4 separate regions of the Homo sapiens genome follow, and regions 1, 3 and 4 are each linked to region 2. The links are chromatin loops, found by intact Hi-C in ENCODE. Cell type or tissue: endothelial cell of umbilical vein. All regions are shown on one strand.

What was found. Peaks named below come from ENCODE experiments on the same cell type or tissue, not always from the same donor. Only the 100,000 strongest peaks of a DNase experiment are listed, where the experiment ranks them.
Region 1: a loop joins it to region 2, with 7 times the contacts of the local background. A loop is called at or near these places in 2 of 110 quality-filtered maps.
Region 3: a loop joins it to region 2, with 5 times the contacts of the local background. A loop is called at or near these places in 4 of 110 quality-filtered maps.
Region 4: it touches region 2 in a loop (9-fold over the local background); 2 of 110 quality-filtered maps call a loop at or near these places.

Annotation. Positions count from the first base shown.
Region 1 is chrX:134,522,240-134,530,239 of GRCh38, forward strand. It overlaps the pseudogene RPL36AP54. Among named protein-coding and RNA genes, the nearest start is that of MIR450B, 14 kb to the right of the region's middle. RefSeq lists a silencer at 6,885-6,984. In endothelial cell of umbilical vein, no CTCF peak of the experiment used is centred here; DNase peaks (open chromatin) are centred at 3,052 and 6,812; H3K27ac peaks cover 871 bases.
Region 2 is chrX:134,617,708-134,625,707 of GRCh38, forward strand. The region is part of intron 1 of PLAC1 (placenta enriched 1); the gene reads right to left. Among named protein-coding and RNA genes, the nearest start is that of PLAC1, 37 kb to the right of the region's middle. In endothelial cell of umbilical vein, no CTCF peak of the experiment used is centred here; DNase peaks (open chromatin) are centred at 4,614 and 6,144; H3K27ac peaks cover 3,058 bases.
Region 3 is chrX:134,742,168-134,750,167 of GRCh38, forward strand. It overlaps a transcript of PLAC1 not described here. Among named protein-coding and RNA genes, the nearest start is that of PABIR2, 51 kb to the right of the region's middle. In endothelial cell of umbilical vein, no CTCF peak of the experiment used is centred here; DNase peaks (open chromatin) are centred at 3,664 and 4,334; H3K27ac peaks cover 2,040 bases.
Region 4 is chrX:134,714,458-134,722,457 of GRCh38, forward strand. It overlaps a transcript of PLAC1 not described here. Among named protein-coding and RNA genes, the nearest start is that of PLAC1, 60 kb to the left of the region's middle. In endothelial cell of umbilical vein, no CTCF peak of the experiment used is centred here; DNase peaks (open chromatin) are centred at 1,594, 4,074 and 7,484; H3K27ac peaks cover 3,206 bases.

The DNA.
Region 1 (8,000 bases), 95 kb before region 2:
CCACACCCAGCTGGTTTTTATTTTTTTATTTTCATTTTTAGAGACAGGGTCTCACTCTGTCACCCAGGCTGGAGTGCAGTGGCACAATCACAATTCACTGTAGCCTCCAACTCCTGGGCTCAAGTGATCCCCTAGCCTCAGTCTCCCTTGCAGCTGGGACTACACTCATGAGCCACCAGGCTTGGCCGAAATTTCTACTTCTGTAACAAGGAGAGCAGGCAGTGAAGTGCTATTCAGCAATGTTTTAATTAGAAAGGAAATGGGCAGGGCAGAGATACAGATAAATTGCTGTTTTACCATCTTGCCCAACACGGTTGTAATCAAGCCTACACAAGTATAAAGGTCATTAGCCAGTAATTGACTGGCCTATTTCTTCCATCTACAAGAGACTAATTTTAAATATAAAGACGCAGAAAGATTAAAAGGATGAGCTTTTTATGCTGATAGCACTCTCGCAAACCTGGTGAACATTCCTAAAAGTCACCAGACTTTCTGTAAGAAGTTTAGGAATCACCAATACCACAAAGTGACACAGTACAAGAAGGGCAAGCATTCTCTTTATGCCTGGGGAAAGTGGCGTTATGACAGGAAGTAGAGTGGCTATGGTGGGCAGACTAAGTTGATTTTCCGGAAAAAGGCTGAAAGTACTAAGATTATACCGAGACATGAGAGCATTGAGCCCAATTGCTTTTCTCAGAGAATGCAAACATTTTGAACTGGAAGGAGATAAGAAGAGAAAGGGCAAAGTGATCCAGTTCTAGCGTGATCTTTTTTATTGTGAAGAAAATACAATCTTGAGGTTATGTTCACTTCATTTGGTTACAGCTGCCATTTAAAAAACATATATATATATATATACAGAGTCTCACTCTGTCGCCCAGGCTGGAGTGCAGGGGTGCAATCTTGGTTCACTGCAACCTCCACCTCCTGGGTTCAAGTGATTCTCCTGCCTCAGCCTCCTGAGTAGCTGGGATTACAGGCATGTGCTACCACACCTAGCTAATTTTTGTATTTTTTGTAGAGATGGGGTTTCTCCATGTTGCCCAGAATGGTCTCAAACTCCTGGCCTCAAGTGATCCGCCCTCGGCCTCCCAAAGTGCAAGGATTACAAATTTGAGCCACCATGCCCAGCCTACAGTTGGCCTTTGGGGAGGGAATAAGCTAGAGCCATCATTAAAATTCCCTTTGTGGAGAAATTTATGCTTCGTGAAAAAAAGAAAGTAAAAGGATGGAAAAAATGTGCAACAAGTGTAAGAAAGCTTCATGGTTATATTAATATAAGACAAAGTAACTTCAAGACAAAGAGAATTACCCAAAGAAAGACGGCCATTAGATAATATAAAATAAACGATTCACTAGGGACATGACAATCCTAAATATGTATGCACCTAACAACAGAGCAAAACAGTTCATGAGTAAAAACTGACAGCATTATATAGAGAAATAGACATATCCACAATCGTAGTCAGATATTTTAACACCAGTCTCTCAGCAACTGATAGAACAAATAGACAAAAAATATCGGCTGGCTCACGCCTGTAATCCCAGCACTTTGGGAGACCAAGGCGGGCGAATCATGAGGTCAGGAATTCAAGACCAGCCTGGCCAACATGGTGAAACCCTGCCTGTACTAAAAATACAAAAAAATTAGCTGGGCGTAGTGGCCGGCGCCTGTAATCCCACCTACTCAGGAGGCTGAGGCAGGAGAATCGCTTGAACCCGGGAGGTGGAGGTTGCAGTGAGCCAAGATCAACCCACTGCACTCCAGCCCAGGCGACAGAGTGAGACTCTATCTCAAAATAAATAAATAAATAAATAAATCTATAAGGATATAATGGAGATCTGAAATTTACTGTCAACCAACTGCATCTAATTACAGAGCAGTATACCTAACAACAGCAGAATAGACACATTCCTTTCAAGGGCACATAGAATGGTCACCAAGATAGAGCATATTCAGGGAGATACGGTAAGTCTTAAAAATTTTTTTCATCAACTTTTATTTTAAGTTCCAGGGTACATATGCAGGATGTGCAGGCTGGTTACAGAGGTCAACATGTGCCATGGTGATTTGCTGCACAGATCTTCCCATCACCTAGGTATTAAGCCCCGCATTAGCTGTTCTTCCTGATGCGCGCCCTTCCCAGCCCCCCCGACAGGCCCCAGTGTGTGTTGTTCCCCTCCCTGGGTCAATGTGTTCTCATTGTTCAACTCCCACTCATAAGTGAAAACATGCCATGTTTGGTTTTTTGTTCCTGCATTAGTTTGCTGAGGATAATGGCTTTGAAATCTAAAGTATGCTCTCTGATCACGGTGAAATTAAATCATAAATCAACAAAATAGAAAAAAATTCCCACATTGTAGTAAGTCAACTAATACTTCCATGCAACTCATGGATCAAAGGAGAAATTAAATGATAAATTAGATTTACAAATAAATAAAATGCTGTACTTATGTTGCTATTTCCTGATTTTACATTTTATTTTTTTATTTATTTTTAATTTTTAATTTTTTTTTTTGAGACAGGGTCTCACTCTGTCACCTAGGCTGGAGTACAGTGGCATGATCTTGCCTCAGTGGAACCTCTGTCTCCTGGGTTCAAGCAATTCTCCTACCTCAGCCTCCTAAGTGGCTGGGATTACAGGTGGGCATCACCATGCCTGGCTCATCTTTGTATTTTTAGTAGAGACAGGGTTTCACCATGTTGGCCAGGCTGGTCTCAAACTCCTGACCTCAGGTGATCTGCCTGCCTTGGCCTCCCAAAGTGCTGGGATTACAAGTGTGAGCCACCACACCTGGCCTGATGTTACATTTTAAATATTACCAATTGACTGGCAAATATTGAAGATGAGGATTTAACTGTCATATAGGCACACACACATTTATCCTCTTTCCATCCTCCCAACAAAGTTTTAGCAAGTTTTGCTTAATTTACATTTGGTGTTTTCATTAAAATGACTAAATAAACATTGTTCTCTGCTGAGTGAGGTACTGTACTATGATAACATATCCTCTGTTGTACATTGTTTTGCTTTTCTTGTCTCCGCCCACCGCTTCCCTCTCTGTCTCACTCTCTTTCCAAATACCAATGAAGGCAATGTAAGGATATAATCATGAAGAGGGCCTTCACCACGAACTATGCTTTGCTCTGATCTTGGCCCTCTAGCATCCAGAACTGTGAAAAATAAGTTGTTTAAGCCATTATGTCTACGGCATTCTATTATACCAGCCCCAAACCACTGACACGGTGTCTTAAATCTTTATGTGTTTGAGGCCGGGCGCGGTGGCTCATGCCTGTAATCCCAGCACTTTCGGAAGCTGAGACGGAGGATCATTTGAGGTCAGGAGTTCAAGACCAGCCTGACCAACACAGTGAAACCCCGTTTCTACCAAAACCACAAAAATTAGCTGGGTGTGGTGGCAGGCGCCTGTAGTCCCAGCTACCTGGAGGCAGAGGTTACAGTGAACCGAGATTGTGCCACTGCACTCCAGCCTGGGCGACAGACCGTGTCTCAAAACAACAACAACAACAACAACAACAACAACAAAAAACAACATTCATGATGTGAGGTATTTTATTATCTTTGATTATGTGTTGGATATTAAATTTTTTCTTTAAAATTTTCTTATTTTTAAAAATTTCTTGTTTCCAGCAGGGCGCAGTGGCTCACGCCCCAGCACTTTGGGAGGCCGAGGTGGGTGGATCACCTGAGGTCAGGAGTTTGAGACCAGCCTGGCCAACATGGTGAAACCCCGTCTCTACTAAAAATACAAAAATTAACCAAGTGTGCTACTAAAAATATAAAAATTAGCTGGGCGTGGTAGTGGGCACCTGTAGTCCCAGCTACTCGGGAGGCTGAGGCAGGAGAATTGCTTGAACCTGGGAGGCAGAGGTTGCAGTGAGCTGAGATCGCTTCACTGCACTCCAGCCTGGGTGACAGAGTGAGCCTCTGTCTCAAATAAATACATAAATAAATAAATAAATAAATATTCTTGTTTCTTATTGTTTCTTATTTTTCTTTTAATAATTTTTTTTTTCTTACAAACCCTTGTGTCAAAGGCTGACTCTCCATAGATCACAGTGAGAGAACTGCCCCGCTGTGGATGAAACCCTCACACAGAAGCAGGTCATCTACAAATGCTTTAGCGCCAGGTTTTGCACAAACATGCATTGCATGACGTAGACATTAGATTTTATTTTAAATAAATAGTTTGAAGCCCAGGATATTGTTGTATTCCTCCAAAGAATACTTGTACTTTTATCCTCAGGTGTCTGGGGCTACTAGCTATCTGAAATCAACTGAATTTAATTTCAGGGTATGAGATTTTTCTGGGTTACTCGGATGAATGGAATGCAGGCTACAATGCATGTGAGAGCTAGTTTACTTCCAAGTCATCTTTACTCCTAGGGTAGAGTGTTTCAGGATACCACCCCAAAGTAGGGATGGTTTCCCAGAGTCTCCATTATTTATTTATTTATTGAGAGACGGGGGTCTCCATATATTGCCCAGGCTGGTTTCGAACTCCTGAGCTCAAGCAATCCTCCTGCCTCGGCCTCCCCAAATATCTGGACTATGGGCATGAGCCACCGCACTCAGCCAGAGTCTCCATTTTTGACTGACCCTGGACCCTGGCTTTTGTTCCCTATCTCTGAGCAAAAGTGATGCCCAAGATTTGGATTCATCTCTCTGGGTTCTTGCCCTCTTTGGAGCTCGATGCACTACCTTCTCACTGTCTTGTTAAGTATTTTATACTTTTGAGGATATTTGTAAATGATTTTGTCCACCTTCTCTGATATTTTTAGCAGTAGTGTTAGTCCAAATTACCTAGCCTGCGATTTACAAAAGCTGGTGTCTCTCCCTCATTTTGCATTCACCCTCCAGTAGCTTCCTGAGAAAGAGTACAATAAAAGGAATTTCTGAGACTGTGCATGTTTGAAAGTGTTTATATTCAAGCTTCACACTTAATTGTTGGTTTGGCCAGGTATAGAATTCTCTGTTAGATGTTAATTTTCCTTCAGAATATTGAAGGCATTGCTTCCTTATCTTCTGTCTGCCAACACAGTATTTCTCTGGAAAAATCCAAAGCTATTCTGATTCCTGATCCTTTGTGTATAACCTATTTTTCCTTCCGGAATCTCTTAGAATATTTTCTTTTTCTTTTCTTTTCTTCTTTCTTTCTTTTTTTTTCTTTTTCTTTTTTTTTTTTTTTTTTTTTTTTTTGAGATGGAGTCTTGCTCTGTTGCCCAAGCTGGAGTGCAGTGGCACAATCTTGGCTCACTGCAACCTCCGCCTTCCAGGTTCAAGCGATTCTCCTGCCCTTAGCCTCACGAGTAGCTGGAATTACAGGTGTACACCACTACGCCCAGCTAATATTTGTAGTTTTGGTCGAGACGGGGTTTTGGAATCTTATTTAAATTCTTGTTTTTGAAATGTACACAAAAGGTGACTTGATGTGGGCTTTCTTCATTCACTCTGTTGGGCACGCAGTGTTTTTATTATTTGAAAACTGGAACTTTATGTCTTTCAGCTTTGGATATTTTAATGTATCATTTCTTTGATAATATTCTCTCACTTTTTTCTTACCCCCTTTCTGGCACTCTTACATCACATCTGGAACAATCCTCTAATGTCCTTTTCCTTTTCCGGTCTGTTTTACTGTTCTTTGCCTTTTTTGTTCTGCTCTCTGAGTGGTATCTTGAACCTTTAATTTCCTAGAGCTCTTTCTTGTTCTTTAAATGCCCCTTTTTTTTTCTTCTTGGTGAATAAATAAATTATCTTATGCCTCTGAGAATATTGTGGATTTCTAAGAATTGCTCTTTGTTGTTTGCATTGTTTCTTTTTCATCTGAGTTTCTTTTTTTCTATTTGTTTGTTTCAACCTTACAGGCTTTTTATTAGTGTCTTGGCCAGAGCCAGGAGTAGGGTGAGGCAAGCAGAGAGCCCAGGGTGCAAAATGTCAGGGGTCCCTCAGGCTCAGGTCCTGCAAGTGCAGGGTTGGCAATTGAGAGTGAAAGCCTCCTTACGTTTTGCACTCAGAGTGCATTGCTTACCTCACTGATGTCCTAGCCCTGGGCCCTGATCTTGGCTGTCCATACTTAGGGTTGAGATATCCATAAGATGACTGGAAGTTCTGTGGCATGAATGGGGCCTGTCCGCCGGCTTCACTCTAAAATGATTGGACCATGCTGGGCGCGGTGGCTCACGCCTGTAATCCCAGCACTTTGGGAGACCGAGGTGAGTGGATTGCTTGAGCTCAGGAGTTCCATACCAGCCTGGGCAACGTAATGAGACCTCATCTCTACAAAAAACACAAAAATTAGCCTTGCATGGTGGCGCGTGCCTGTAGTCCCAGCTACTCAGGAAGCTGAGAGGGGAGGATCGCCTGAGCCCAGGAGTTCGAGGCTGCAGTGACCCCAGATTGCACCACTGCACTCTAGCCTGGGTGACAGAAGGGGACCCTGTCTCAAAAATAAAACAAAATAAAAATAAAATAAAATAATTGGACCAGAACACAGACATTTAATTATGGCATCTCCAAATGTAGACTATCTTAGTTTGGGTTCCTTTCAAAGCAGAGGCTGAGAAGAGGATTTGAGAACAGGTGGTTTATCTGGGAGTTGGTCCTGGGAAATTGGGGAGAGGGAGCCAAGAGAGTGAGACGGGGAAAGAGGAAAAGCCAGTAAAAAGGTGCATTATGAATGAGGTCATCCCTGTAGGAAACAGGAGGCTTCCTTGGAAACATCCACAAGGCTTTCAGAATTGTCCACTGAAGAACAGGAAGCCAGAGCCTTTAAACCAAAGCCCCCACCCCCATCATGGAGGCTTCTCCCTGGGATGAAGGGAGAATGGTTTAGTCTGCTGTTAAAAGTCAGCCAGTTAAGAGAAGGCCTTGAAACTGAAAGCAGAAAGAGACTTAATGCTCCCTCAAGGGCAAACGCTGTGCTGCCTGCATGAGGTCAGGCTGATCTTGTAGAAGACAGTGCACTTCAGCAGCTGAAATCGGTGGGGCTCAAGGGGAAGGGACAAGAGGTACTAGAGACATCTGCTACGGAGAGTAAAAGCCAGCCTACTCCTCAGGGCAATAAGGTGGTTTCCAGGGAGCTCAATGGGGAAGGGCAGCAGGGGTGGGGATGGTGGGGTTGTCATGCGTTTAGACTTTTACTAATTGTCCCGGTTTTCATTTGACACGTCATTCCCATCCTCAGCTGTGTTAACTGTGACTAGGATCGGGTGTTCTAGAATTCATACTAGTCCCACCCACTCTGCATATTGATGGCCTTCTCAGCCCACTTGGGCCAAGATTTGGCCATGCCAGGCTGCCCTCCACATGTACGCCCGCCCTCTGAACCCTGCTTGGGCTCTGAAACAATGCTCCAGGCCACCCCATGGCATGGATACCCTATATGCCCCACCCACACTCTGACACTCTATGCCAGGCTGCCCCCGACCACATGGGTGAGCTACTGACACCTCAGGATCTGACATCAAACACTAGCCCACCCTCCTTCCCCGGTTTGAGCTCTGACACCCCAGGCCAGGCTACCCATTGGCAGTAGTGTCCTCAGCTGGCTTGGCCTTTGACAGCCACACTGGGCCCCACCCCTGACATGGCTGGCCTCACCTCGCTCACCATGCCGACCCCCAGTGGGTGCCTTTCCCCCACACACACACCCTTTTTTTTGAGACGGAGTTTCACTCTTGTCACCCAGGCTGGAGTGCAGTGGCGCAATCTTGGCTCACTGCAACCTCCACCTCTCAGATTCAAGCGATTCTCCTGCCTTAGCCTCCAGAGTAGCTGGGATTACAGGCGTGCACCACAACGCCCAGCTAATTTTTGTATTTTTAGTAGAGACGGGGTTTTGCTATGTTGGCCAGGCTGGTCTCAAACTCCTGACCTCATCAGGTGATCCACCTGCCTCGGAGTGCTGGGATTACAGGCATGAGCCATTGCTCCCGGCCGCCTTCTCCTTTTATCTCAGGTTTGGAAACCTGCAGGAGG
Region 2 (8,000 bases):
TGCATTGTCATGGAATTCTTGCCACACCAATCTGACTATATAAGCCTTTCCATGTGCCCAGCTCTGTGCTATATTCAGTTATACTCAATAAACTCAATATTCAAAAACGAATACCCAATAAACATTTCCTGCTAACACACGAATTTTACTTATTTACAAACCACTGCATTTTCACAAAGTCCTTAAAACTTCTGGACCTGCTTGTATCATTGCTGCAATAAGTGGCTTCTCCAGCACCTGCTCTGCTTACCTCATATGGCTGTTTTGAGGATAAAATGAGAACAGGGATGGGAAGGCCCTTTGGACACTATTATTGCTGCTGGGTCAAAGCACCGACTGGAACTTTTGAGCTGATGTGACTGCACCAATTGTTCCTCCCTTTTCCCTACATAGAACTTCTGGGTTTAATAGTCAAACATGGTTTCAGGGCTCCTCAACAGTTTCTAGCAGAGTACAAGTGTTGAACAGGCCAAACCCTATGTTTTGAATAAAGTGACAAAGGTCCGACTGTTTTTGTTCCCATGCCCATGGATGGACCACTGAGCATGGCCCCGGGCAGCAAGGTAGCTCCCAGACAGAGCTATCCATATCCTCAGGAAAGAGCTTTGGATCTTCTTAAGAACTTGCTTATCAGCACAGGTACCATTGGCATTGCTATTTATTAAGCACTTACTATGTTTCCAGCACATTATATACATCATCTCACTTTTTTTTTTGAGACAGGTTCTCACTCTGTTGCCCAGGATGGAGTGCAGTGGTGCGATCATGGCTCACTGTAGCCTCAACCTCCCAGGCTCAAGCAATCCTCCCACCTTAGCTTCCTCAGTTGCTGGGACTACAGGTGTGCACCACCATGCCTGGCTAATCTTTTATTTTTATTTTTATTTTAGTAGAGACGTGTTTTCGTTATGTTGCCTAGGCTGGTCTTGAATTCCTGGGCTCCAGCGATCTGCCCACCTCAGCCTCCCAAAGGGCTGTGATTACAGGCGTGAGCCACCATGCCCAGCCTCATCATCTCACTTATAATCCTCACAACAACCCTGTTATTATTCCCATCTGCCAGATGAAAACTGAGGCTCAGAGAGATTAAGTGACTTTCCCAAGGTCACAGAGCTCTCTGATTCTAAAGCTGAAGTCATGCAACAAAGATGTCTGCCTTATAGGCTGTACTCTGGGGTTGACAACTGAGGACAAGGAATTAGAAATGTTATCAAATAATACCTTATTTTAGTCTACAACAATTGCCATTCAACTCCTATTAGCATGGTTAATACCCTGCAAATACGACAGAGAAAAAGTCAAAGCTTGGCACTATGTCCCATGGGTACCTATCCTTCAGAGGCAGCAGAAGGAAGAGAACCAGACCATGCAATTGACAGAGACAAAGCCACCTTCTTAAAAAATTGCAGTTGAAGCTGCATACTTTAGGACTCACAAACACAATTATAGTTCCACCATTTTTTTCACCCAGTTTTTCTTCACCTTTTTGGGTGTTAACCCTTTTGAGAATTTGAGGAAAGCTGTAGATCCTCTCAGAAAAGTATGTAAAAGCAAAAACACAATTCTGCACATAGTTTCAGAAAAATTCACCCAGCTTCCCATAGCTAGTCCAAGAGCAACAGACCCCATGTTTAAAACTCCTGCATTAAGAAAACCTAATTCTGGCTGGACGCGGTGGCTCATGCCTGTAATCCCAGCACTTTGGGAGGGCGAGGTGAGCAGATCACGAGGTCAGGAGTTCAAGACCAGCCTGGCCAACATGGTGAAACCCCATCTCCACTGAAAATACAAAAATTAGCCAGGCATGGTGGCATGCGCCTGTAATCCCAGCTACTTGGGAGGCTGAGGCAGGAGAAGCGTTTGAACCTGGGAGGCGGAGGTTGCAGTGAGCTGAGATTGCGCCACTGCACTTGAGCCTGGGTGACAAAGCAAGACTCCATCTCAAAAAAAAAAAAAAGAAAAAAGAAAAGAAAAAGAAAACCTAATTCTGTGTTTTAGAAAATGATAAACTAGAGATCAATGATTTCTTTAAATAACAAGCCGATCTAGGGCACAAAAATAAGGATTTGCTTTATGAAAATTTTGTTTTCAATGTCTAATTGCCTGCATGAGGTACACTTACAATGAACATATCTCTATTTCCCTAGTGCCCCATGCAATTAGAAATGATGATGGCACAGACGACCATCATAACTGTCCAGAACAGAAAGCTGGAAACTATAGGTACAGTAGGCAGTAAGTTTTTTGTTTGTTTGTTTGTTCATTTGTTTTGTCACTGGAGGGTGGACAGTGACTCATCAGATAGGAATAGCTTTACTGGATGGGGACTAGACTATATGACTTTATTAAACAGCACCATTCAGTATCATGAGTCAAAGGTTCTAAGACCCATGTAAACCTGGAGAAGACTCAGACCACAAGTCTGTTCCTGCTAAACAGCTTATGGCTTCATGAAAGGCCAGACACCTGATGGGACAAACTAAGTAGATACTGGCTGACTTACTTGAGTCTACAGTCAACCTTCTTATAGTGGCCCATGTTATTTCAAATAGCAACTGTTAGTTCCTTGCCAACTAGAGGTCCCATTGTTCTTTTACAAAAATATTAGATAATCCAAACCCAAGTCATTCCAACACCATTTCCCCCTGGCCTCTTGTATTTTGAGTTGACAAGTTCTTACCATAATCTTCAATAGCATTGTTAGTCCTAGCCTGATATTTCTTCTTCTAAGCCCACTTCCAGTGTTTAAGCCCTCATATAAAAGGTGCTTAGTTGTAAGTCATAGATCCTATGTGGTGGTCCTATAGAACTTTCTTCTTTAAAAACCTTTTTCATCTGAAAGTAAGAGGTTGTGTGGTACGTTAGAAGGAGCACTGCATGCGGAGCCCCTAGTTCCATCATCTATTGCCTCTCCACCTCTCCGATACTCAATTCCCTCTATCAGACAGGTGACAGTCCTTACCCTGCCTATCTCACAGGAGCCTCGAAAGATTCAAATAAGATAGTGAGTATACAGATAATGTATTAAGCGTAGTGTTAGAAAATGAGAACTCATAACCATTATTTCATTTAAGCTTCAAACCAACTCCATGAACTACGCAAATCCTTACCATTCTGTCATATATTAATTCACTTTCTTGACATATTCATTCATATATTCATTGCTTTCTTTTTCTCTCTCACTCTCACTTATTCAGAAAACATTATTACTAGGCACTATGTGTAGCTAAAGTATTTACTGAATCAGAAACAGGCTTAGAAAAGTAAGATAACACTTCAAAGCTTACACTTCTTGGGTCACCCTTCACACCCAAGGGAACTGGGACACTCCCTCCTTCCTTCTCCCCTCTCCTCTTGCCAGACCAGTTTGTTTTCCATTACTCCACATTGCCTGTTCCAGAACATTTCCCCCATTAGATGAAGAAATTTTTACTTGCTTATGAAAAATAGATCCTTGGCCAGGCGCAGTGGCTCATGCCTGTAATCCCAGCACTTTGGGAGGCTGAGTCTGGCGGATCACTTAAGGTCTGGAGTTCAAGACCAGCCTGGCCAACATGGTGAAATCCCATCTCTACTAAAACTACAAAAATTAGCCAGGTGTGGTGGTGCGCAACTGTGATCCCAGCTACTTGAGAGGCTGAGGCAGGAGAATCGCTTGAACCCGGGAGGTGGAGGTTGCCGCGAGCCGAGATCGTGCCACTGCACTCCAGCCCGGGCAACAGAGCAGGCTCTGTCTCAAAAAAAAAAAAAAAAAAAAAAAAAAAAAGAAAAGAAAATCCTCGGTCTTGTTTGAGACCTCGGAGGCAGTTAGTCCTGTTTTCTCCTTGTGAGCATGAGGGTGAGGCAGGCCTCTTGGACTTGAATCCTCAATGACTGAACTGTTTGAGTTGTATATGGCTTTCAGAATATGGCTGAGTATGTTCACTCTCTCTTTTTCCCTGCTGCCCTTTTCTATTTTGCAAGTTGTAAATAAAATCTGTCACCCCCAAATGCACCAGGTGTCTTCCACTTTCTAATTGAGCAAGGCAGACTCTTTTCCAGCCAACAGTCTTAAAATATTTACCCAAATTTTGGGTTCACTGGATTACTGCTTTAAGCTGGTGAGCAACCCAACTGAAGGTCAATGTTTGTTTCCTGAAGTTGTCCAATGGCCGTGTGGTACTCAGACCTGAAAATGATAACGTTACTCCAGATTGCAAACTCCCCAAGGTGCATCCTGGAGATGGAAGCCAGCCCACAATATTTTCTGATCGGTCAGCATAAGTGATCCTCTCTTTTGAGTTCAAGGTGGGCTCAGAATTGAAACTGTCTTGAGATAAAGCAGATCAGCCCCAATTCACCCCTGGGCTCTGAGCAGAGGAATGTGAAAGGCCCCTCCAGTCAGGGAAGGCATCTGCTCCGCTTGGCTTTGGGCTGTATCAGTTGGCAGATGAAGCTCTGTGCAAATGCTGGCCAGACCAAAATGGTGCCGAGACAGCCACAATGTTGTTTAGAAAAAAGAAAGGAAACATCTGCAAATCCTGCCTTGGTGCTGAGCGGGGACAGCCTGCTGCTTTTCCTCATGGGCCCACGGTGGGCTACCTCCTGACTGATCAGAAGGGTTCCCTGAAACAAATGCATTTGAAAGATATTTTCCATCCCCCTCCTCCCCCCTCCACAGGAAATTCTTGTGTTTAGTCATCCTTACTACATGGGCTGAGTCAGCAAGCTCTGCTTTAACCACAGCTGCTTTCAAATGGTAAGTTAAGACCAGTTAGTTGAATGAGGAGGCTTGGCTGAAACACTTTGACAGCTGGAGCTCCAAAATCGGATGGGTAAACTAGAGGAATTGCAATTTGGATACTGCTCAACACCTTCGAGTCCTTCTGGGTGGGCCTCAGTTACTTTTTTAGTACATTGATACCATGGAGCATTCCAGAACTAGAAGGGACAGCACTTTGAGTGCCTTAAGAGATAACTAAGGTGCAGTGGCAAGCTGTGTTGGCCTAAGATTTAAATCCTGGTCCTGCTAATAATTTGCTATATGACTATAGGGCAATTATCTCCTCCCTCTGTGTATTAGCATTCTCAATCCTTAAAATAGAGGTTTGGATATGATGACCTCTAAGGGTTCTTCCTGCTCTGGTGGTCTATGAAACAATCTAGGACAGATGGCCAGCCACTCTTTTCCCAATTTACCAGGGGAAGACACTACATAACCTGTTTTGGGAATGTGGCCCAGCATTTTATCTGTGTGTGGTAAAAATGTCTTCCCTGGGTCTAACCACAATCTGTTTTCTCTTGTTTGGGCCTCTGTAGACATGGAGCACCCTCAGGGAACATTCTTTTCTAAAGATCCTTTGTCAACTACAAGAGCCTTCACGTCTGAGCTCTGTTAAATCCTCTGCAATGGCAGACAATTGCTTATTGCTGGGGTCTCAATGAGCACACTTTCCCTCTCGTCAGATAGTTTTTCATATTTTTGGTCATTATCACTGACTTGTGAACCCAGGGACACTAAGGCTGGGCTAGTTGGACAGTAGCTCTATAGAAAAGGGAAAGTCATCTATTCCAGAGCAGATACAAGTTGTTCTCACAAAAGTTGTCCTAGACCACAAAGAGTCTTGGACACAAGAGGGAGGATGGCCCTGTGGAATCCAACCTTTCAACTCCTGGATCCATACTTGGACATTTGAGCCCAATGGACAAATAGTTAACATTTGCCGAGCACTTAATATGTGTGTGCTACACGTTGTTCTAAGCACTTTACATGCCCACGTGATCTTATCTAATCCTTGCAACTGTACTCTGCAGTAGTGTGATTATTATTCGTATTTTACAGATTAGGAACCTGAGGCACAGAAAGGTTAATTAACTCACTGGAGGTAAACAGCTAGTAAGCACTCTAATCCAGGAATGCTAGCTCAGGGATCTCTGCTCCACACCATTATGCTTCTGAGTGGGGCCAGCTGCATGGGAGGACTGAGGCTAGTACTGATGATTCTGGCTCCTGTGAGGGACAGCCCGCCCCACATGCCGCATGTGCCTGCATCTCTTGTCAGGTGTTGGTTCCTGCCCTGGTTCCCGTGGCATTCTGTGCCCCTTCTACATAGAAAGAAGCTTCCTCGTGCAGAGCTGCAAAGTGTTGACTTTACAACACCGGAAATGGGTCATGTTTTCCTTTTAAAAGGGAAACACAGGGAAAGAACATTATATAAAATTAGTTTCCCCAAACTAAAGAAAGAGTTGGAAAATAGCCACATTCCTCTCTGCTGATAAGTGCATTAGATTTATCAAGTGTCAGAGTTTGGGGAGAACTTGTAGCTTGTCTAGTCCAAGTCCTTCGTGTTACATATTAGGAAACTGAGGCTGAGAAAGTGGTATTAGATACATGCAGATCGAGGGCCAGGAGAGCTCTTAAAAGGTTGGGAAATGGACAGAAATGACACAGACTAATTTATAATTGCCCTTTAAGCCAACCCTACAAAGGAATCTGAAGGACGGATTCATCCACACTGGAGCCACTTTTTCCAGTGGGCTTCCCCAACCCCTTGCATAACAGGGATTCCATAAGCATGAGCTTCAAATGCACTGAGATAACACCCAGCTACCACATTCAGATGATCAAGGTCCATGGCTAAACGGTAATGTTCCTATAACCTTCCTTAACAGCAAACCTGCTTTCAGAATAGATCCCACATCAACAATCACAAAGGACTTTGGAAAAAGCCACTTCTGTTGAAAAAGAAGCTGATCAACCACTGGACTAATGACTGTGATACAAAGAAAAGATACCTCTCAAAGCCTACTATAATGAGAGCAGAATGGAGCCATCTTACTTTTCAGTATTGAATGTGCAGATGTTACTGAAATATTTTCAAGCCAAAGGCTTGTAAAGTATTACTTTAAAATAAATTATATGATAGTATAAATTTTCACTGATCTTAACACAGGAGTCAATATAGAAAAGCTAGAAGAAGAACCTGGGGCTTTGTATGTGGTTAAAACTGCCCAGGAATTGGCCCAGGGGAATAGTATCTTAATGGCTGTTTTCAAAGAAAGATCCTCTTGCATTCCCCAGTGTCAACCCACAATGTATTTTCCAGTATCTTCCTCCTAAACTCAGAAAAAAGGTGTCAGCATTTAAAAATACAAAGTACACAATGGGAGATCTTGCCTAATTTGCCTGCTAATGAAGCAGATAGATAGATGACAGATAAATGATAGATAGATAGATAGATAGATAGATAGATAGATAGATAGATAGGAGAAACCTTATTAAGTATCATGTCTCCTAGGTGCAACTACAGCTAGACTCAAACAGATCTTTAAAAGATCCACATCGTATTTTGGGGCATGATCTATTACAGCCTACTGACTTTCCCACATAGAAAGTCAGCCACATACCATCTTACAAATAACCAAATGAACTCCCCTTCATTTTATATGATAGCTGAAGCCTGATTACCTTTCATAATCAGCCAATATCTTAATTCATCCCAGGTTGCAGCTGGGCTCCAGGAACATGGAAGAAGCTTGGTTTAGGAGGGAAGGCAGAGGGTGAGAGAAATGGGGTATATGTGTACATGTGCATGGCACACAGAATCACTTTTGAAGATTTTTATAGGTAGTCAGTACTTCTAAGCTAGAAAAAACCTGCCTTTGTAGTGTTAGGGGATGACATTTCATTGCAAAAATAAATGATTTGGTCATTACCATTTCATGGTTGCTGGCAACCACCCTCCTCTGCTTTCTAACAATTTCCATTTTAGGCACTGACAAGCCCTTCAAAGTGATTCAGCCAAATATCCACCCAAAGTTGCGTATTTGGCAGTTTCAAACTGAGAAATCTGGGTCCTCTGGGCAAAAATGTCAGAAAGGGCTCCCTCCTTCTTTGTCAATTGTGAAACAAACAGATCACCATGAACAGTCACTGGGGGCTCCTTGGGCAGCCATGCCGAAGGAAAGGGAAAGAACGGAAGTTGTTGGCAGGGGCTGCTTCCTTGGCTTCAGTTTTTGCT
Region 3 (8,000 bases), 120 kb after region 2:
GAAGATGGGCAGACAGGCTTACTGTTCCCTCCATAACAGAGTTGACACTTCCTGATTATCCCTGCCCAGGCACTGAGAGCACAGGACTGTGGCTGCACAGCCTGGAGCATGGAGTACGAAGTAAGGAAGACAACAGTGGGCCGGGCGCAGTGGCTCAAGCCTGTAATCCCAGCACTTTGGGAGGCTGAGGTGGGCGGATCACCTGAGGTCAGGTGTTCGAGACCAGCCTGGCCAATATGGTGAAACCCCATCTCTACTAGAAATACAAAAATGAGCTGGGCATGGTGGCGCATGCCTGTAGTCCCAGCTACTTGGGAAACTGAGGCAGGCGAATCACTTGAACCCAGGAGGCGGAGGTTGCAGTGAGCAGAGATCACGCCACTGCACTCCAGCCTGGGCGACAGAGCGAGACTCTGTTTCAAAAAAAAAAAGAAAGAAAGAAAAGAAAAAAAGACAACAGTGGTCTTCTTTCAACTCTGAGAGGGTTTTTTTAAGTCCAAAGTAGGAATCAATAAAGTTTTGGCAATGGTCTCGGTGCTGACTTCCTTAAGGGGCTAAATTAGGTTCAAATTGATGACTCCTCTGTCCCCTCCTGCATTGGAATCCTCAAATGTGTGTGTTTTGTTCCATTTGGATGTCCTGTCTTTCCCCTTTTAGGGTGTAAGCTACAGCAAGGGCTGGTCCTCCTGTTTCTGTTGTCACCTTCTAGCTGTTGTCATCTACAGGCAGTTGTTAATGTAAAAAGAAAGAAGAAGGAAAGAAAGAGAGAGAGAAAGGAAAGAAAACAGAAACAGAAAGACAAGAAAATAAAAATGAAGACAGAAGTGAAATAGCACATGTTTCACAGCAGGCCACTCTAGGATGGCCACAACAGTGACTTCTTCAGCAAGAAGAAAAACCATGCTCAAGGATTTGTTTGAGAGGGATAAATGTGAAATTACAGGACAAAGAGAAAGAAAAGTCCCACCTAGAAGATGTAACAAGAAAGGCAATGTTTGTGAGGCCAGATAATAACTAACTGACTTGAAAAGAAGTCAAAACATTAGGTAATGCAAAATTCTAAGCCTGAAACCTTGACTCTAACATATATTGCATGTTTTTTCCTAATTCAGTTTTGTCTGTATGACATTCCGGCCAAATGTTCTAACCAAAAGCCCTTGGGGAAAGACTGAACATGAGACAATAGTTCATAATTCAATTCCATCAGCATTCACTGAATGCTTACTATGTGCTCCACTTTCTGTTTGGTGCTGTGGGGAATGTGTAGAAAGCAGAAAATACAGTCAATGCCTGAAAGAAGCTTGTCATTTTATTGGGGGGTGGGGGAGAGAAGACTTCCAAACATAAAACAATTAAAATAATTTAATTAGAAAATAAAGACGTAGTAAAAAACCAAAAGAAACATAAGTTACAGCAAAGATGTATGGTTCAGGCAAGAATGAATAATTAAACACCATAAAAATTCTGAAAACAGTAAGAAGAGGTCTGCAGGATACAAATAAGGTAGCCTCCTGGGATGTAGGGACAAGGCCAGCCAATGTCACTCTCCGAAACAAGAAAAACTCTAGCCATCGATGCTATTAAGACTAGGGTACTATCTCAAAATCAGCAAGAGACTGAGAGTGGTTTCTAAAATCTCAACCACAAGGGATCAATTTAAAGGGCTAACCAATACAAAATAAGTTATCTTGATCTGGTTGTGACGAAAGTTTTTGGTAACCGAACGTGAATACTGAATAAGGACATCTGGATTGTAAGACGTTCTCAGCAAGTGTGTGGCATTGTTTAAGGAAGAGGACGTAAGTTCTTTAGGCCATCAGAAAGATACATTTTGGGCCGGGCGCGGTGGCTCACGCCTGTAATCCCAGCACTTTGGGAGGCCGAGGCGGGTGGATCACCTAAGGATAGGAGTTCGAGACCATCCTGGCCAACATGGCGAAAGCCCCATCTCTACTAAAAATACAAAAATTAGCTGGGTGTGGCACATGCCTGTAATCCCAGCTACTAAGGAGGCTGAGGCAGAAGAATTGCTTGAACCAAGGGGGCAGAGGTTTCAGTGAACTGAGATCATGCCACTGCACTCCAGCCTGAGCAACATAGAGAGACTCCATCTCAAAAAAAAAAAAAAAAGAAAAAGAAAGGTATATTTTGGATGGGACCAGAGGAAACAACCTAGATGCTACTCTTCTCCCCGCTCCCTTCGTTATGATTCCTTAAAGAATAGTGGATACCCTAGAATTATATCAGGTGACCCCGCCACTTATTACCCACATAGCCTTGGGGACTGACTTCATTTCTCCAAGCCTCTGTTGCCACTGCTGTAAAATGGGAATTATCATAATACCTGTCCCCGCTGGGTTATAGTGAGGAGTCAATTAAGTAATAAATGTTGAGTGTTTAGCACAGGGCCAGCCACATAGCAAGGGCTCAGTATATTGTTTTTGTCCATCGGAATAACGTCCTGATTGTCACTAAAGGCTAGATAAACTACTTATGAGTTTTGGCTTTGGACTCAGATCAGAGTCTACCTGTTGACTCTCTGTGCTCTGCTATTTACAAGCTACGTGACTTTGGGCAAACCAGGCTATTGGTTATTATTATTTTTGCAGTTTGCTATTTTTGTACTACCAGCCTGGGTTCCTAGGTACCTTGATACTGGGATTGGAAGTTAGAGGACACAAGCATTTCAGGTCCTGGAAAGACACATACTCCTTGTCATTGAATAAATTGGTGTTCCAGATTACAGTCTCTTCTGAGTCCAGTGTGTGTGTATCAGTCTCCCAGAGTCTCCACTGGGTGATCTGGGAGTCCCTGTCTCAAGGACAAGCCAGACTCTCTTGTCACCATCTACCTTCCAAAATGAGAAAGCTTTTGGCTCATAAAACTAGAAATCCAGAGGCACATGGCTTCAGGGCCAACATAATTCTGTAGCCCTGGTTCCTTTTCCCCACTCTTCTTTTTGTCCTGGCCTCCTCCCCCAGTTGACTTTACCCTCAAGCTTGAGTGAGATGTCTGCAGCAGTTGAAGACCTCACACCCATGTATGACAACATATGGAGTGAGAGAGATCTCTTTCTTAACAATGAGGAAGCTTTCCTCAGAAACCCACTGCAAACTTTCCTTCATCTGTCATTGATATGAATTTAGTCATATGCCCATTCCCAAGCCAATCCTTGTAGCGAGGTATAGCTGAAAAATCCAGAGACATGGCATCACCAAGATTGGCTCAGACTAATCAGGCTCCACCCACTGGAGCTGGAAGCAATCCCCAAAACTATACTTACGTTAAACAATGTAAGAGGTAAAATGGATGGTGGGATGTCAAACCACAATGGCTACCATCTTAAGCGTAGGAGATCTGTACTTCTTAATGTTACAGATAATGAAAAATAACCCTACCATAAATAATTGGCCAGTCCCTGAAAGCCAGTTGAAGTTAAGGTCTATCTCAGTGACCTCTTTGGAACTATAGTCATATCCGCAGTAACAGGAATGTCACTGCCTGGAAAAACAGGGTCCTTTTCTAAAATGGGCTTTCCCTTCTGGCCAGACTCCTTGGTCCAGAACTGCAGTTGATAGGATCTTTGGGAGAGGTTTCCTTGGCCTTTTGTTTGAATATTGTGCCCCCTTTATGATTCTATACATGAAAAGGAAACCAGCCCTTTCCAGCTATGTCAGGACCCTGATTAATGCCTCAGTAGCAAGCACTACCCAAACCACAGTGAGTCCAGTTCCTTCCTTTCCCAGAAGGAAGCTAACATGCTCTCCCTTTGTTGCAAGGTGCTGGGTTAGAAAACACCAGCGTTAGTTTCAGAGGGAGGTAAGTAACCCCTAAAATCTGTTCCCCTCCCCACCTCTCCCTTGTTTTTGTTGAATTTAAAATGAATCAGCTTGAGAATTGAAGACTCACCCAAGCCAAGGTTGAGGATAACACACATTGACATAGGCAAAGCCAGATTACTTGCAGTGCTCAGTGTGACACTCTGTTCTGGAGGGTATACAATCAAAGGCCTGTGGCCTGAGGTTCAGTTCCCATCATCAGCTTCCTCCTTGACCTGTTTTTAATTTTTCAAAACTCCCACCCCTCTTGCAGAATAGTTCCACTTCCTTGTCTGACCTCTGCTTTGTCTCGCTGGGCAGGTTGCCTTGTTCTCCTTCAGCTGGCCAGGCTGGCTGGCTGCCTCATTGTCCCAAGAGACAGGAAGGCACCCTTTACATCTCTCTGCTGTTGGTCCATTTTTACTGCCTTTCTGGAGTTAACATCAAGGACTTTAGAAACATCTTGGTAAAGGCAGATGTAGAGGCTAGATAGGATTGTGGTCACCTTGGCCCTCATTTTTCTTGCTGCTTACAGAGTAGGAAAATTGAATGCTGTTTTTGGACTTGACCCAATACCTCTTCTGTCCAGAAAGCCCATAACTCACTCTCCAATGACTTGTTTGGCTCCACTGGCCATATCACGTATCATATATTATAGATGATATATCACAGTCATTGGCAAAGTTAACTGATGCCCAGGCTCCAGTCACAGATCTCAGCGTCGAGACTGCCAGAGGTAACCATACATTAACATTAGTGAGACATGGTGGGCTGTTAAACCAATCTGCACAATTTGAGGTGAAAGGGTGGAAGTGAATAGACTTCCAAGTCTCTTGGATTAGTATCAGTATAATTTCTTTTGGACTGTAAATACTTCAGAAGATCGTATTTTCTACATTGCTTGGATTTTGTTTTTCAAATCATGTGAATATTGTTTACAGAACATTGTGCTCAATGTTCAAGGGGCTACAGGGTTTCACTAAGGGATACAGGCCACATGCTTCAGAAAAAATAAAAACAGCCCAAGGCAGTATATGCTAAGAGGAATGGTATAGAGTAGGCAATAAGGGGGACAGAAGCACAGAGGACTTTAACCTTAGTTGATGTGTAACAGCTTAAACTCATTTCTAAGCATTGCCCTCAGGCCTTCTCATTCAGGACAATGACATACTCTGGGAGAGGTGGGGTGGAACACCACCGACCACCTAGAGTTAAATGAAACCTCTCATTAACCCATGGCCAATCGGCACCAAGAGCAGCCTGTTTAGTTGCTTGTTTCCTGTGGCTAACACCTGCCTATCCAGGAGGCCAAAAGAGCATATGCCCAAAAGTTTGTGTGGCAGCTTGCATTCTGATGGAGAAGAGAAGATAAATGAGGAGGGGGTGGGGAAAGTGGTGACCTGACCTCCCTGGGAAACACCCTGCTATATTTCGAGTTGCCTGGTCACTCAGCTTAATGATTTTAAAAGAAGACATTATTTTGTTCGGTGGCCTGTAGTGAAGTTTGCACTCTGCCAAGGAAGAGAAAATAAATGTGTGTGGGAGTGGGGAAATTGTAGGGACCTCCTTGGGAAATTATCTGCTAGTCACTCAGCTTATTAATTTTTAAAAGAGACATTATGGGATCAGAAAGAGAATCCTGGCCTGAGAGTCAGGAAACTTGCTGTGTGGTGGTCCTGTGAGCAGATGCACGGAGAACATCAGCCTCTGGGAACCCCAAAGAGGCATTCATAATGATGATAATGCCACAAATATTACAATGTACACCACTTAACACTTTTCAAAGCACTTTTGCATTCACTACCATAAAATCATAGAATATTAAGAGCCAGGAAAGGACTTCAAAATTATCCAGTATGGCTTCCCACCCTAGACAAGAAGCCCTGTGAGAAAGCCAGTTTAGCAAGTAGCACAATCTCCATTTTATAGAAAAACAAACAGGATTTAGAGTTTAAGGCCAAGGTGATCCGGTCAGTTAGTGACAAAATTGGCCTTAGATACGCTAATGCCAGGTTCTCTCTGTGCTATCACATGTCTCTTTTGTTTTTAAAGATACAGGTTCAGCTGCATGCAGTGGCTCACGCCTGTAATCCCAGCATTTTGGGAGGCCGAGGTGGGCGGATCACTTGAGGTCAGGAGTTGGAGACCAGCCCGGCCAACATGGTGAAACCCTGTCTCTACTAAAAACACAAAAATTAGCCGGGCATGGTGGCAGGCGCCTGTAATCTCGGCTACTCAGGAGGCTGAGACAGGAGAATCACTTGAACCCGGGAGGCGGAGGTTGCAGTGGGCCAAGATCACGCCACTGTACTCCAGCCTGGGCGACAAGAGAGAGACTCCATCTCAAAAAAAAAAAAAAAAAAGTACTGGTTCTAGTCACCTTCTGGGCCTTACCATGTAAGTTTACATCTAATTGTTCTCGAATTGCTTTAGAAGCTTCAGATCTGTAAACCCAACTAGAGTACAAATCTTTGAGGGCCAGATTCATATCTGATACCGCTACTGAATCGCCTGTCTTCTCCCCACATCACCAATGGTAAGGGATCTTGGAAGATATTTAACAAATGCCTGGATGAACAAATTGAAATTCTAAAATTTCTGAGTGACTCCTTATCTCTTAGAGGCATGCCAAATTCTACTTTCAGCAGTTTTATTCTCATCTTTGAAAACTTAATTTGGTCGTAGCTACTGGTGTTACTCAGGCAGCTTGAATTACTCTGGTATCAGGGTTTAAATGGGGGGAACGTCTTGATATTTTACAGCAGATGGATGAAATGACTGGCAAGACAATTACCTAGGTCTGATATTGGCAGGTTGAGGCTCTAACATCTGTTTTATTTCTCTTTAAATCCCTAGCTGGAACTATAGAGACTGGAGAAGTCGTATTGTCCCTTACTGGCCACTGGAACATATTGAACAAGACACATTTTGCTTACTTTAAATTTTAATGTTAGAAGAAGAGTTCTAATCAGGGTTACTCACTGTCATGGGTTTTTGACACGAATCAGCCTTTTCTAAGAGTGTTAGGCTGCAATGAAAACAAGAATCAGGCTGGGCATGGTGGCTCACACCTGTAATCCCAGTGCTTTGGGAGGCCAAGGCAGGAGGCTCACTTGAGCCCAGGAGTTCGAGACCAGCCTAGGCAACATGATGAAACCCTGTCTCTACAAAAAATACAACAATTAGGCGGGCTTGGTGGTGCCTGCCTGTAGTCCTAGCTACTTGGGAGGCTGAAGCATGAGGATTGTTGAGCATGGAAGATAGAGGTTGCAGTGAGCCAAGATCGTGCCACTGCACTCCAGCCTGGGCAACAGTGTGAGACTCTGACTCAAAACAAAACAAAACAAACAAACAACAACAACAAACAGGCACGGTGACGTTTGCCTGTAGTCCCAGCTACTCGGGAGGCTAAAGTGGGAGGATCCCTTGAACCTGGGAGGTTGAGGCTGCAGTGAGACATGTTCAGGCCACCGTACTCCAACCTGGGTGACAGAAGAAAACAAGAACCAAATGCCTACACAGAAATATCCACAGGACTGACGAGGTAGCCAAAGAGTGCACTTGTTTCTGAAGTCAAAAATTTGAGCTTGTTGAGATATTTCTATCAAAAAATCAAGATTTTAAATTGCTGCCTAATACCTGGATTTTAAAGAAAACTCTGTTCAGTTCATAATTAATTCTTTTCGTGTTATTAACATATAGAAAAATACTAGCTGATCAGTTTCCATTTCTATCTGCTCATTCCTTTAATTTTTCTCCTTTCCCACAAATAGAAGCTGTATTGCAATAAGCATATCTTGCCCCTGGCCTCCATTCCAAGAACATCTGGAAAGAGTGTTAGTTAAATAGCAATGGGCTTACACAGTGCTATAATTTTTCTAGCTATAAGGAAGCCCCCACCATCTCCACTCCTATCACCAGAGAGGCGTGGGTGAGCTACCCGAAAGCTCTTTTGCTTGGAGAACAAGCAATGGAATCTTGCAGATAACCCTAACCAAACACCACCCAGGCAGAAGGGCCCTAACCTGCCTAGTGAGATTCCTCTAAATACATTTTATACTATCAAGGCTTAAATTCATCAGAAAAAAAAACCAATGGAATTTATCAGAAGATGTTTAAGAGAGAGTAACAGAGCTGCTGGGATATACTCAAACATAACTTTCTAAGCCTAAATTGCATAAT
Region 4 (8,000 bases), 97 kb after region 2:
ATCCATCCAAAATTGCAGTAAACACACGCAACATAAAATTTAACGTTTACCATTTTAACCATTTTAAGCGTACGATTCAGTGGCATTCAGTACATTCACAATGTTGTGCCACCAGCGCCACCCTCCATCTCCAGAATTTTTTCATCTTCTCGGATAGAAACTCTGTACCCATCAAACATTAGCTCCCCATTCCCCTCTTTCCCAGCCCCTGGCAACCCCCATTCTACTGTCTGTTTCTATGAATTTAACCATCCTAGAAACTTCATGTAAGTGGAATCTTGCAGTGTTTGTCTTTGAGTGACTGGCTTATTTCACTTAGCATAATGTCCTCAAAGTTCATCTGTATTGTAGTATGCATCAGAATTTCCTTCCTTTTAAAGGCTGAATAGTATTCCATTGCATGTGTGTACCATGTTTTGTTTATCCAATCATCCGTTGATAGACATTTGGGTTGTTTCCACATTTTGAACTCGCCTTTGAACTGTGTAAACATTAGGAATGCACACCCAAAGTGCTGAACATTTCAGGAAGAGAATGAGGTATCCCATCCCCCTCTCTCCACAATCCTCGTCTTTGATCATCACACCCCTCTGTATATATTGATAACACAGATCAGTTGCTAAGCACTTGGCACACTTTATGGCATTTAATCCTCACAACAATGCAGTGAGGTAGGTGTTATCCTCATTTGACAGAAGGTTATACTGAGACTCAGAAAAGCTAAGCAACTTGCCCAAAGTCAAACAGTTATAAGTAGCAGAGCTGAGATTTGAAACTCCCACTCAGGCTTGTCTGACTCCAAAGCCCACTCTAAACCACCACTCTAGTGCCTACCCAAAGCCCAGGGGCCCTTTGCCACCAGTCTCTACTTGCTTCTGATTTGGGGTTGGGTTGGTTTTTAAGAAAAGTAGAGCTGGCGTTAAACACTGACAAACCAGTGGCCACGTGCACTTGGAAGGGTCCTTCAAATCTTCAAATCCTGCCCACGGCCCCCCACCCCCCTAACACACTGAGTTCTGAAACCGTTCTACCTTGGGCTACTGCTATTCAAACCGAGCAGAGAGCATTACTGAGATGCTGGGATTTGTTTTAACCTTGTTTGTCAATTAACAGAAAGACTGACCTAGAAGACCAGGGACTTCATTTGTGTCCTTGGATCTGTAGCTCTTTCATAAGCTATTTGTTTCCCTCTCCTGGGGCCCTCTGCTCTTGTCTGCCTTGAATGGACTAATTAATTACAGAGAAGCCCGGCATTTTGAAATGCTAGAAGAATTAAGCTAGAGGCTGTTGGCAGATGTTTACCTGTTAGTGTCTTAGATACCTGAGTGACACTAGGTTCCACTAAGAGGAAGAAGACCTGAAGAACTTTGTGGCTGAGACTGGGGTGTGTGTGTTACGGAGGGGTGTCCCTGGAGGTGGGAGAAGGCCCAGTGGGGCAGGAAAGTTGCAGACATAAAACACAAACTTCCCTGCCTCAGTTTTGCCAGGAGATGGCTGAGTGCACAGCTCACTCTGACACTGCCCCAAAGGCCGGCCAGAGTGGCCATGCACATGCTGGTCCTCTGGGCAGCAGCAGGCCCAGCTGGGTAAACAGAAGTGCAGGAGCAAAACAAGCCAATCAATCACAGCACAGCTCCAGCCTACCCCAGTCCCCTCCTCCCCTTTCCTTTCCAGCTCCCCCGGGTCTCTCTAGCAAGCAAGTGGGCCCAGGTGGCCTTTGATCTGTCTCCTTTGCTCTTTACAAGGGGGAAATGTATCTATAGGAAGAGTGAGCTCAGCCCCACCTGTGACCCACCCCTAGGGTTCCTTGCGGGGAGCCACGAGCTTCACACATTCAGCTGCTAATGGCAAAAAAGACAGGCAGACCTGGGATGCTTGAAAAACTTAATGTTGGCTTATGGTAGGAGGGCCTGGGGTGGTTGACCTTCAAGGGTTACAGAGATCAGTAGGGCATGTTATCCTTCTCAAGCACTGGAGCATGGGCTATAGCCTATGCTAAGCATACAGAGCCCTGTCAGGGTTGAGCTGAAACTTTGCCATTGCCCTTTTGCCTTGTGGCTTGAGTTTTCCATATACTCCCTGTGTTTAGGCGTGGAGCTCCCACATTTTTGAGATCCCTCATCCTGCTAGCAAATGGATGTATTATCCAGTGTCAAGTCACTGATTCCCAGAGGGCCTTCTTCCAGAGGCCCACACAGTGTCATGTTCCACTGGGCGAAGATCTTCTGACTGCTGTATCCCCAGGGCCTAGAACCATGCTAACACAGAATTTGTGCCGATTAAATACTTGTTGAGTGAATGAATGAACTGGCATAGCGTAACGGTTAAGAGGTTAGTCTCTGGAGTCAAACAGACGGGAATTCCAGCCCAGTTCTGCCAATCTGACCTTGAGAAAGTTTACTTACCTTCCCTTGGCCTTGGTTCCTTGTCTGTAAAATGAGAATAATAGTACATAACAAGACTATTGTGGGAATTAAAAGAGATAATGCATGTAATGCACTTACCCAGTGCCTCACCCATAATAAATCCTCAGTAAAATGATAGCAATTTTCATTATCTTGTATACCAACTCCAAGCAACTGGCCCAGGCTGCTGGGAGTGCTGATCTGAGGATTCTGTGGTCTAAACCTGACTCAGTGAAAAAGAGTACTTACTCTAAGGCCTTCTATGGGTAAAGATGGTAGAAATAGGAAGGCATTTGCTGGGTACATGTGCGTGCTGGGTACGTGTGCGTTCTGGGTAGATGGCCAAACTGAAACCATTTGAAATAGTCTTCAGGGAGAAGTACATTGCGCACATATGACAAGTAGCTTTTTTCTTGAGACAGAGTCTTGCTCTGTCACCCAGGCTGGAGGGCAGTGGTGCAATCTCGGCTCACTGCAATGTCTGCCTGGGTTCAAGGGATTCTCCTGCCTCTGCTTCCAGAGTAGCTGGAATTATAGGTGCGTGCCAAAAATTACCCCTGCTAATTTTTGTCTTTTCAGTAGAGACAGGTTTTCACCATGTTGGCCAGGGTGGTTTACAACCTCCTGACCTCAAGCGATCCGCCTGCCTCAGCCTCCCAAAGTGCTGGGATTACAGGCTTGAGACACCGCACCCAGCCAGACAAGTAGCTTTTATCAGCCACACATGTGGGGGTGAGGAAAGAACTTTGCCTTCAGTGGGGACTGTCCCCCAGAGTGAGGCCTGTCTCCTAAAATTCTAGAGCCATTCATTAGCCCATTACTTGCCTAAGGGTTGGAAATAGCATTCTGATTTTTCGTCAAAAAGGCCCCAGTCTGAGTCTGTTGTCAACAAAGAGGCAGGCCCCAATGAGCAGTCACTCACCTAGTCCTTAGTGGAGTCTTTGCTCTGTAAGCAGAATAGCTGCCTCACCATGTGCTTGAATTTGTCAAATGTCACACACTCTATTTCAAACATGTGAGATTTGACATCATGTGAGCAATATTGCACTCATTTCCAACCCTATTTGAACTTCAAAGGGCATGTCAGCCACACTGGCCCTACCTAAATGTGTGACACTTTTGATCAACTGGTACCTGATGGCCAAGAAGACTTAGAGGCCCATGTGTAATCAGAAGTGGAGCCCAGAAAGGGAATTTTGATTAAAGGTAAATGAACTCAAGTCTTGGAAAGTTTGAGTTAAACTGGAAACACAAAGCACATGAGGTCAGAGCAAGTCTTAAATTCTCTATCTGAAAACACTCCAATGACATCACCTTGCATCTGGGAGTGTCCTTGGGGTCTGGAGAAGTGTAAGCCAGAAAGCCTCCCTGGAGAAAAAAAATTCCCCAGAATCTCTCCAGAGACTTAGCTCCTAATAAAGCTGTGGAGTGGGCTGTAAGGCATACTGTGAGGGTGGGGTGTCACCTTTTTTTTCCCACTGCCTGATCCTGCTTCACTAAATAACAAATTTGCCCATGGGCATTACTTGAAAAGTACGTAAAGATCACCCTGCTCTCCAGAAGTACCTCCTTCTTGGACTTCAGTGAGTCACCGTTTTTACAGCTTTGGGGCTTGACATTCCTCACGTTCAGGGAATTTGGACAGGATAACTTAGGGAGGCCTTAGCAAACAAGAACACGTGGCTCAAGCAAGTGGATGCCATCTGGCCAGTTAGTAAGGCTTGCAGGCAAGGGACACCCAACAGGAAACCAATTATGAAAGTAGTCTCAGGGCCTGCAGCCCCGCCTGGAGGGAAGAGATCTTAGAGATATCCTAGGGCCTGGCTACTTGAGGCCACCAGGGCCTGGATATAGCAGCAGAAAGGGGAGATTTGAGGGCAAAGGAGACAAATGTTTATATTTTGCCTGGAGCCATCCTGGGCAGTCCTCTTCTCATAGTCCCCCTTCTCTAGCAGAAGGAGGGGAGACAGTTGAAAGATTGCCCTCTTCCTTTTCCATGCTCACCTCCCTTTCTTGCCAAATGCAGGAGGTTCAAAAGGGGCCTGTGAATAATTGTGTGGGACAGGCTGCTGACTGGCTGCTGACTGATAAAGAATTTGTGATAGTAATTTTCTAAATAGAGGAAATTTCACCCAAACCCTTTTCACCTCACACCTGGGCAAAAAATATTCAGAATAGGCAAATACATAGAGACAGGAAGCAGATTAGTGGTTGCCAGGGGGAGGGGAGAATGACGGCTTAGTGTGTGTGGGGTTTCCTTTTGTCATGCTGAAAATGTCTTGAAACTACATAGTGGTAAGTATTGCACAACACTGTGAACATAACAAATGTCACTGAGTTGTACACTCTGAAATTGTTGAAATGGCGAATTTTATGTTATCTGTATTTTATCACACAAACACAAAAATCCTCAACAAAATACTACTAAACTGAATCCAACAACAAATAAAATGAATTACGCACAATGACCAAATAAAATTTTTCCTAGGGATGCAAGGTTGGTTCAACATAAGAAAATCAGTCAATGTAGTATGCTGCATTAATGGAACAAAAACTACCTGTTAATCTCCATAGATGCAGAACAAGTGTTTGACAAAATTCAATATTCCTTCATGATAAAAGCACTCAGTAGGCCAGGCGAGGTGTAATCCCAGCACTTTGGGAGGCCTGTAATCCCAGCACTTTGGGAGGCCGAGGCGGGTGGATCACTTGAGGTCAGGAGTTTGAGACCAGCCTGGCCAACATGGCGAAACCCCATCTCTACTAAAAATAAAAAAATTAGCTGGGCGTGGTGATGGGAGCCTGTAATCCCAGCTACTCGGGAGGCTGAGGTGGGAGAATTGCTTGAACCTGGGAGGTGGAGGTTGCAGTGAGCTGAGATCATGCCACTGCCCTCCAGCCTGCATGACAGAGCAAGACTCCGTTTCAATGAAAAACAAACAAACAAACAAAAAACACTCAATAAACAAGAACTAGAAAGTAACTTTTAATCTGGTAAAGAACATCTATGAAAAACCCACAACTAACATCAAATTTAATGGTATAAAACTGTAAGATTTCCCCCTAAGATCAAAAACAATACAAGAATGTCCACTCTTACCACTTCTATTCAATATTATACTGGAAGTTCTAGCTGGGCTAAATAGGCAAGAGAAAAAAATTAAAGACATCCAGATTGGAAAGGAAGAAGTAAAAAATATCTCTATTTGCAGGTGGCACAACCTTAGTTAGAAAATCCTAAAGAATCCACAAAAAACTATTAGAGCTAATAATCAAGTTCAGCAAGGTTGCAGGATGCCAGAAAACACAACAATCAATTCTATGACTAAGCACTAACAATGGACAACTTGAAAATCAAATTAAGAAAACAATTCTATTTGCAATAAAATAATAAACTAATTAGAAATAAATTTAACAAATGAAGTGCAAAACTTGTACACTGAAAACTATAAAACACCATTGACAGAGAATAAAGAAGGCCTTAGTAAATGGAATGACATTTCTTGTTCATGGATTAGAAGACTTAATATTGCTAAGATGGCAGTACTCCCCCAATTGTTCTACGGATTCAGTGTAATCTCTAATAAAATCTCAGCTGGCTTTTTTTTTTTTTGGCAGAAATTGACATGTTGATCTTAAAATGTACACAGTAATGCAACAGACCCAGAGCTAAAAGTGTAACAACTAAAACTAAAACTCAGAAGAAAACATAAGTGTAAATCTTCCTGACCTTGGATTAGGTAAGAAATTCTTAGGATGATAGGACAACAAACACGCAAGTGACAAAGGAAAAAAAAGAGAGATAAATTGGACTATATGAAAATGAAACACTTTTATTTCTAGAGCACAGTGTCATAATCATAGCTTAATGCAGCCTTGACCTCCCGGGCTCAAGCCATCCTTCCACTTCAGCCACTTTAGTAGCTGGGACCACAGGAGTGTGCCACCACACCCAGCTGAATTTTTTTTATTTTTTGTAGAGATGGGCTCTCACTATGTTGCCCAAGCTGTTCTCAAACTCCTGGGCTCAAGTGATCCTCCTGCCTCAGCATCTCGAAGTGTTAGGATTACAGGCATAGGCCACTGTGCCTTCCTAGCATGAAGCACTTTTGTACTGCAAATTAAACCACCCAGAAAGTGAAAAGGCAACATGCAGAATGGGAGAAAATATTTGCAAGTCATATATCTGATAATGGACTTGTATCTAGAGTATCTAGAATTCTCACAACTAAACGATAAAAAGACAAATAACCTAATTAAAAATGGGCAAAGAATCTGAAGAGTCATTTCTCCAAAGAAGATATACAAATGGCCAATAAGTACACGAAAAGATGCTCAACATCATTAGCCATTAAGGAAAGGCATATCAAAACCACAAAGAGATACCTAGTGAAGACATCTATTAGGATGGCTATAATCAAAAAGACAGGCTGGGCATGGTGGCTCACGCCTATAATCCCAGCACTTTGGGAGGCTACAGCAGGAGGATCACTTGAGGCCAGGAGTTTGAGGCCAGCTTGGGCAACATAGAATGACCCCACCTCTGAAAAAAAAATTAAAAAATTAGCCAGTATGGTGGCACACACCTTGTAGTCCCAGCTACTCGGGAGGCTGAGGATTGCTTGAGCCTAGGATTTTGAGGCTACAGTGAGCTATGATCGCTGCCACTGCACTCCAGCCTTGGAAATAGAGTGAGAACTTGTCTCTTAAAAAAAAGACAGGCCGGGCATGGTGGATCACACCTGTAATCCCAGCACTTTGGGAGGCCAAGGCGGGTGGATCACAAGGTCAGAAGTTCAAGATGAGCTTGGCCAAGATGATGAAACCCCGTCTCTACTAAAAATACAAAAATTAGCCAGGCATGGTGGCATGCGCCTGTAATCCCAGCTACTCGGGAGGCTGAGGCAGGAGAATTGCTTGAACCTGGGAGGCAGAGGTTGCAGTGAGCCGAGATCATGCCACTGCACTCCAGCCTGGGTGACACAGCAAGACTCCGTCTCAAAAAAAATAAAAATAAAAATAAAAAAAGGCAGATAATAACAGGAAGTGTTGGCAAGGGTGTGGAAGAATTGGAACGCTCATACATTGCTGGTGAGAATGTAAAGTGGTGCAGCTACTTTGAGAATGTCTGGCATTTCCTCAAAAATTTATAAACATAAATTCCCATATGACCCAGTAAGAGAAACGAAAACATGTGCCCACCGAAAACCTTGTAAATCAATGTGTTCTTTTTATTATTTTAGAGATGAGATCTCTCTGTGTTACCCAGGCTGGGCTTGAACTCCTGGGCTCAAGTGACCCTCCTGCCTCAGTCTCCTGAGTAGCTGGGACTACAGGCACATGTCATTGCACTCGGCATAAATGAATGTCTATAGCATTGCTATTCACAGATAGCCAAAAGATGGAAACAACTCAGATGTCCATCAGCTGACAAATGGATAAAGAAAATTTGGTATATCCATACAATGGAATATTATTCAGGTATAAAAAGGAATGAAGCACTGATTCATGCTACAATGTGGATAAACCTTGAAAACATTCAGCAAAGTGAAATAAGCCAGACACAAAAGGCCACATATTACACGATTCCACTTA